Linked DNA regions of Homo sapiens: region 1 is linked to region 2. The links are chromatin contacts, found by Hi-C or POLR2A ChIA-PET in ENCODE. All regions are on one chromosome and are shown on one strand. The core of a region is the stretch at or near the end of the contact, and the rest is flanking DNA. Distances in the headings are between cores, read along the strand shown. Region 1 overlaps PLCL2UT (PLCL2 upstream transcript). Region 2 has its middle 27 kb from the start of PLCL2UT.

Region 1 (3,069 bases), core at 249-2,748, 44 kb before region 2:
GATTAAACTATCACAAAAGAAGGGAAATTAAGCACAGGAAAAGATGCTCAGTATCATTAGTCATTAGGGAAATGTAAATGAAAACCACAGTGAGTCACCATTTCATACCCACTAGGATGGCTATAATCAAAAAGACAGATAATACAAAGGGTTGATAAGGATGTGGAGAAACTGGAACCCTCATACTTCTACTGGAAATGTAAAATGCTGTCATCACTTTGGAAAACAGTCTGGCAAAGTGTGAAACACTCTGAAAGACAGTTACTCAAAAGTTTAAATACAGAGTTACCATATAACCCAGCAATTCCACTCCAAGGTATTGAAATACTCCAAAAGAACTGAAAATGTAAGACTACACAAACTTGTACTTGAATGTTCATAACAGCATTATTCATAATAGTCAAAAATGTAAACAACCTAAATGTCCATCAACAGACAAATGAACAAATAAAATGTGATGTATTCACACAATGGAATATTACTCAGTAATAAAAAGGAATGGCATATTGATACAGTCTGCAACATAGATGACCCTTGAAAACATGTTAAGTGAAGGAGCCAGACACAAAAGACCACATATTCTATAATTTTATTTCTATGAAATACCCCAAATAGGAAATCTAAATAGAAATAAAATTGATTAGTGATTGCCTAGGGTGGGAGTTAGGGGAAAGGGGAGAATGAATATAACTGCTAAGAAGTACAGGGTTTCTTTAGGGGATAATGAAAATGTTTTAAAATGTATTGTAGTGATGGTTGTACAACTCTGTTAATGTACAAAAAACATTAATTATATACTTTAAATGGGTCCATTGTATGATATGTGAATGATATTGCAAAAAAAGCTGTTATAAAAGATAAAATAAGGGCATGGGAGTACAAACAAAAATTTATAATAATGGTTACCTTTGAGAGGGAGAGAATGGAATAGAATTAGGGAGGAACCCACAGAACATTTCACAGTAAGATGCTTTTTATTAAACTAGATGATGGCACACATTGGTATGCTATATCATAATCTAATAACATAGACATATGTTATTAAATAATTAAAATTATTTTAATGGCTAAGAAGCATATGAAAAAGTTTAACCCCTCAAATATTAATAAGACAACAATCACATTGTTATTTTTAAACCTGTGAAATTACTAAGTGTTTGCATTTGTGTGGTGAAACACATGATCTTATACACTGCTGGTGGGGGGGGTGTTGGACATTGGTAGAAGCTGTCTGGGGAACAAATCTCACAACATGTACCATGAACCTTAAAATATGCATACTCTTTCATCTGGCATTTCTATTTCTGGGAGTATATTTATATCCTTCTCCCTCTGAATCTGGGAAGGCCCCGTGACTTGCTTTGACTGACAAGGTGAAGCAGAAGTAAGGCACTGGGACTTCCAGGCCTAGGCCTTAAGAGGACTGTCTGGGAATTTCCACTCTCTACATCCTGGAAGCTGGTCACCACGCTATAAATAAGCTCAGGCTACACTGCGGAATGATGAAAAGCCACACGGAGAGAGGCCCAGGAGGAGAAGAGACTGTCTTGGATGGGACAGCCCCAGCCACTCATCAGCTGAATGCAGCTCCATGAGCAACCTCAACTATACCACAAGGAGCAGAACTTCCCAGCTGAGCCCAGCCAGCCCACAGAATAGTGAGAAATGAATCATTGTCTTTGTTTTAAGCCACTAAGTTTGGGGGTGATTTGCAATGCAACAACAGAGCTAAACAATATCCTAAAGACATAATGAGAGATGTGAACAAATATTTATGGACAAGGCTGCACATAAGTGTTACAGGCAATAATAAAAAATTAGAATGTATCTAAATGCCTGTGTTGGCATCTATTGTTTCTTTGTCTACTCAGCATCATTTCTATTTTGTAACAGAATCCAGAATTTAAGAAAACCTCCCTCCTCATTTTCAGTCAATGTGGTTCCAATGAGGTTTTTCCCTACCCAGGAGTGAACATATGACTCAGACTTGGCAAAAGACCCCTTGGGGTTAGTTCAAGGATGGGCCATGACTCACGCAATGTGGTCACAATCAGAGTGAATCCAAGACTTGCTCAGGAGTTGTAGGAAAGTGTTCTTTCTTTTTAGACTGTTCGTAGCCAGAATGATTGAAGATGAGAGTTTCTAAGGTTGAGAATTAAGTGAACACCACAGAAGGTAGAACTGGGGGATGCAGAGAACCATGTCTACATGACATTTTTTAGTCCCTACATCAAGCTATACCCTGGACTTTCGGGTATTTAAGCCAGTATGAGTCCTTTGGCTTAATCCAGTTAAGTTGGGTTTTCTGTCTCTTGCAATCAAGATTCCTAACCAGTATAAGGTCTGTCTAAGTCAGGGAAAGTTTGTTTGCAAAGGAAAAGACATTCACCCAAACTAATTCCAGAAAACCAGGGAAAGTAAAGGAAGCAGAGATTCTTATGGAATTCACGAGAATTAGAAATTTAACAAACTGCAAATCTCTCCATTTTTTGTAGTTTCTATTTTAAATGTGTCTGCATCCTTTTTTTCTGCTTTATAGCTGGTTCTTCTGTCCTTTTAATACAGAAATTATCATAATAATCTCAGTTATTATGATAACCAGATGTTGTAAACCAGATGGTTCATAAAGTCAAAAAAAATTATGGAACCCAGACTTTATGTTACCTTTAAACTTGTTTCCCACACATCTAGATCACATAGTATCAGTATCCCAGTGCTAAATTCCCAGAGTAAAGATCTGATGGGCCCAGCTTTGGCCAAGTGTCTACCATGTCCAAAATCAATATTTATGATGTCTCTAGGGGTTCTCTTTTTTGAAGCTGTGAGCTGAACATGTTTTCTAAAGAAAGATGTGGTCAAGGAGTAAATTATCTGCATTTCTAGAACACCACAAAACAAAGGAGGAATAAGTAAGCAAATGGTGATGCAGTATGTAACTTATGCAGTCACCCAAAACATGTTTTCAAAAAGCACTTAACATTATTCAACAAATGATGCAGGGACAACGGGATTGCCACATGCAAAGGAATGGAGTTGGACTCACCTCATGCCATGTACAAAAATCAACTG
Region 2 (3,180 bases), core at 150-2,649:
GCTGGGCTCAGGCTTGCCGGTTTCTGCCTCAGAAGGCACACTGCAGATAATTTAGAGTCAGATTCTGGGCTTTTGAGTTTCTAAGCAGGCCTTTGAAATTCATGAGAGAAAAACAAGGGTTTTAATTTACAAAAGCTGTGTTTTCTGGGAGAGAAAACCATTTTGAGTTACAAAATTTTGGTTGGAGAATCAAAAACAAAGCTCTGAAGAAATCAGAGCATACAGTATAAGCCATCACCACTGGCTCTCCACCTGGCTGTATGATAGAACCACCTGGGGACGTTTTCTAAAAACGTCATTGCCTGGACTGGGTCTAGACCAGTTGAATGGAAATCTCTTGCTGTGGGGGCTCAGTACTGGTATTTTTAAAGTCTCCCCCCTAATACCCACACACTAGGTGATTCTCATGGGCAGTCAGTTGAGAACACTGCCCAACTCAACAGAATAGAAACTCAATAGATGACCATGCAGACTTCCCTGCTCTTTAAAACTAGGTCAGAGGTACTTGAATTATCAGGCTAGAGTCAGATTAGAGCTCCAGGCTTATATGTTGCTGTGGGCCTCTGGGAAAGGGTCCTGCTCCTTGGAGGGTGATGGAATCTTAGATAGAGTTGGTGGGGGTACCTAAAAGTGAGAAAAGTGCCTCGTTACTGAACCAAACCTGGGTCCATTGGCCCAGCACAGTAAAGACAAATATCTGTACCAAAGTTTGCAGCAAGAAAAAGGAGGGCATTTATTTGCAGGGTGCCAAGCAAGGAAAATCAGACAGCTATTGTGTGAGATCCTACTTCCCCAGTGGCTTATAAGCAAGGGTTTTTAAAGACAGGGGAACATTTTTGGAAACAGAAGTTACAGGTATGAAAAAAAAATAGAACCTTGGGACCCCGAACTCACTATACCAAAGTGCAAGTTAAGCTTAGAAGCTGAGTCACAAATACTGTCTTCCTTTGGCTCCCAGATAGCTGTAATTTCACAACCCCATGTCATAGCCTCATTTCCTCTACTCCCTCTTTCCACATTTGCTTCATCTTATGTAAAATGTAGACTCACTGAGTGTGAGAGAATGCATCATTGACTTTTTCCTCTATTCCCTCTTTTCACATGTAAAATGTAGATTTACTGAGGCTAATAAGAGCCTCACAAGAATGTGACCACCTGCCTCACTGCCTGCCTCCTTTTCTTCCCCCTGCTGCTTGCAGTTCCCCTTTTGTGAACTGAAGTTCACAAAACCCCCTTTGGAAAAAACATAAATCACAGGAGCATCTGTAATTTATGCTTTTTCCCAGGCGCATCCTCAGCTTTGGCCAAATAAACCTCTAATGGATGGAGACTTGCTTCAGTCACTTTTTGGTTTACATTTTGGTAACCACAAAGGGGCTTTCTGAGTGGAGTTGGCTCTTGGCCTGTAGCAACTCTCCTACTGGGGCCCTAGTACCAGCTGGAGCTCTTTATTGCTCTGACCTATTGGATGATTTGCTGAAGTCTGAGAGTTTCTCCCTCCAGAGATCCCTAATCACTCAAAAATTTCCAGTTGAGATCTGAAGTTTATTCCACTGCAGAACTCCTTTTCTGAGAGTTCTTACTTCTAACAAGGAAGAAGACTTTCCTGCTTCCGTGATGGCAGAGAGCAGTTTTCAGCTTGTGCCCCATCTCCAGGTAAGGAGCTGGTTTGGGGTGTCATTTGGGGATTTAGTAGCTGAAAGTCAAGGCTTACCGTCAGTTGGCTATAATTTCTCCTCATGCTCAGAAATCTCAATTTTATGCAAATTGTTTGATTGCTTTTTTGTGTTTTTTGTCTGTTTGTTTCTGTCCATCTTCCGTTAGATTTAATGAACTTCTGGCCCCCTCTAAAGCTGACTAAAATCCCTGCAGCTGTAGAAAGTCAAATTCCACCTCTAAAAACCCCAGCCACTTAAGAAAAATCAAAATTTGACTATCTGAAATGTTTCATATAAGACGACTGCCTTTCCAGGTTCTCTCTCTCATTGTGCTATTAATTTAAAGATTTTAGAGATCTCCTATTCTAAACTATTAACGAAAAGATCAGATATTTTAAAGGGAGCCTAATAGTTTCATGGCTAGCCTTAAAAATTATCTTGACTAAATTAAGAGCAAAATCTGACCGAAAATAGTTCTGGTGGTTAAAATTTCCACCACAGCTTGGGTTTGCTTCCTGATTAGGGAACAACAATGGCCATTCCACCTGGTGGCCTAATTGTTAAAACCCTCCACAGCATGGGTTTGATTCCTGGTCAGGGAACCAGCCTGTCTTGGTTTAATATTTATGTGGCTTTGGGGGTACCAATGTACTATTGATCTTTTCCCCTTCTGTGGACAGCTTTTGATTTCCTGTCTTCTGTCTGTGTTGGGGGACCCAAGGCTCTTGGGTCTTCATGTATGGACAGTAAGCTGAAAAGCTAAGACCCTAGAAAATATGGCCTGAAAGAAATGTGGGTTAGACCCTGTTTATGGCTAGTGAAAGTTTCCTTTCTCTTAGTTATTTTTGGGGTGATTCTGGATCTTGTAAAAACTACTTGTCACCTCTTTGGAGATACCTCGTGCGTGCATTTGTGGTTATAACTTCGGTTAAGGTAACTGAGAGGATATCTTTGGTAAGGATGTTCAAAAGCCAAAAATATCAGCTATTTGTCCCAGCTAAAATCTGGTAATAAGAGATTTGAAGGGATTATTTTAAAAATCTGAGTGGAATTGGCTTACTCCAAAACTCCAAATCTACGAGTAGAAGTCAGCTTAATTAAAAGTTGATATCTAAGGTAGATGATATATATATATGGCCATTACTCTTTTTCTCTTTTTGGATTCTATTTTTAGGAATTTTTTAGTTGACTGAAACATTAAAATAACATTACATGCTTGGTACTTCTGCTCACTTCCTTTCTTAAAAATTGTTCTATTTATTTTTACTCCACCCTGTTCCTCCTTCCTCTTTGCCATCTTCAGTCTCTTTTGGATTTTGTTACCTAAACTGTTTGGCTTTTGGGGGTACCAGAAATTGTTTTGTATTGTGAAAAAAAGACTTGACCATGGAGTATATATTAAATAGGGAATGAGTTGATCACAGAGTGGGCTGATTGGCTTGGGTTGTTCACTGGCCTCTGGGGAATGTCCTTATAGAGAGGAACACTGTGGAAGTGTAACCGTCCAATGAGTTCACCTTGC

Evidence for each region. A loop is a pair of places that touch in the nucleus more often than their neighbours do. ChIA-PET counts read pairs that join two places held with the same protein, here RNA polymerase II (POLR2A).
Region 1: a map with no recorded cell type shows a loop between it and region 2 (5-fold over the local background). The contact joins two enhancer-like sites. A Hi-C loop is called at or near these places in 1 of 168 maps with a recorded cell type or tissue (CD4-positive, alpha-beta T cell) and 1 of 37 single-sample maps with no recorded cell type. POLR2A ChIA-PET finds 5 or more read pairs at or near these places in 1 of 52 experiments (activated T-cell).

The regions. Positions count from the first base shown.
Region 1 is chr3:16,740,525-16,743,593 of GRCh38, reverse strand. All of the region lies in intron 1 of PLCL2UT (PLCL2 upstream transcript), which reads right to left. Among named protein-coding and RNA genes, the nearest start is that of PLCL2UT, 18 kb to the right of the region's middle. Within about 2 kb of position 1,498, at least 4 of the 41 ENCODE cell types and tissues checked have a DNase peak (open chromatin) inside an H3K27ac peak, as active enhancers do.
Region 2 is chr3:16,695,855-16,699,034 of GRCh38, reverse strand. It overlaps the pseudogene LOC124905414. Among named protein-coding and RNA genes, the nearest start is that of PLCL2UT, 27 kb to the left of the region's middle. RefSeq lists enhancers at 92-739, 1,271-1,320, 1,958-2,459. Within about 2 kb of position 1,399, at least 2 of the 41 ENCODE cell types and tissues checked have a DNase peak (open chromatin) inside an H3K27ac peak, as active enhancers do.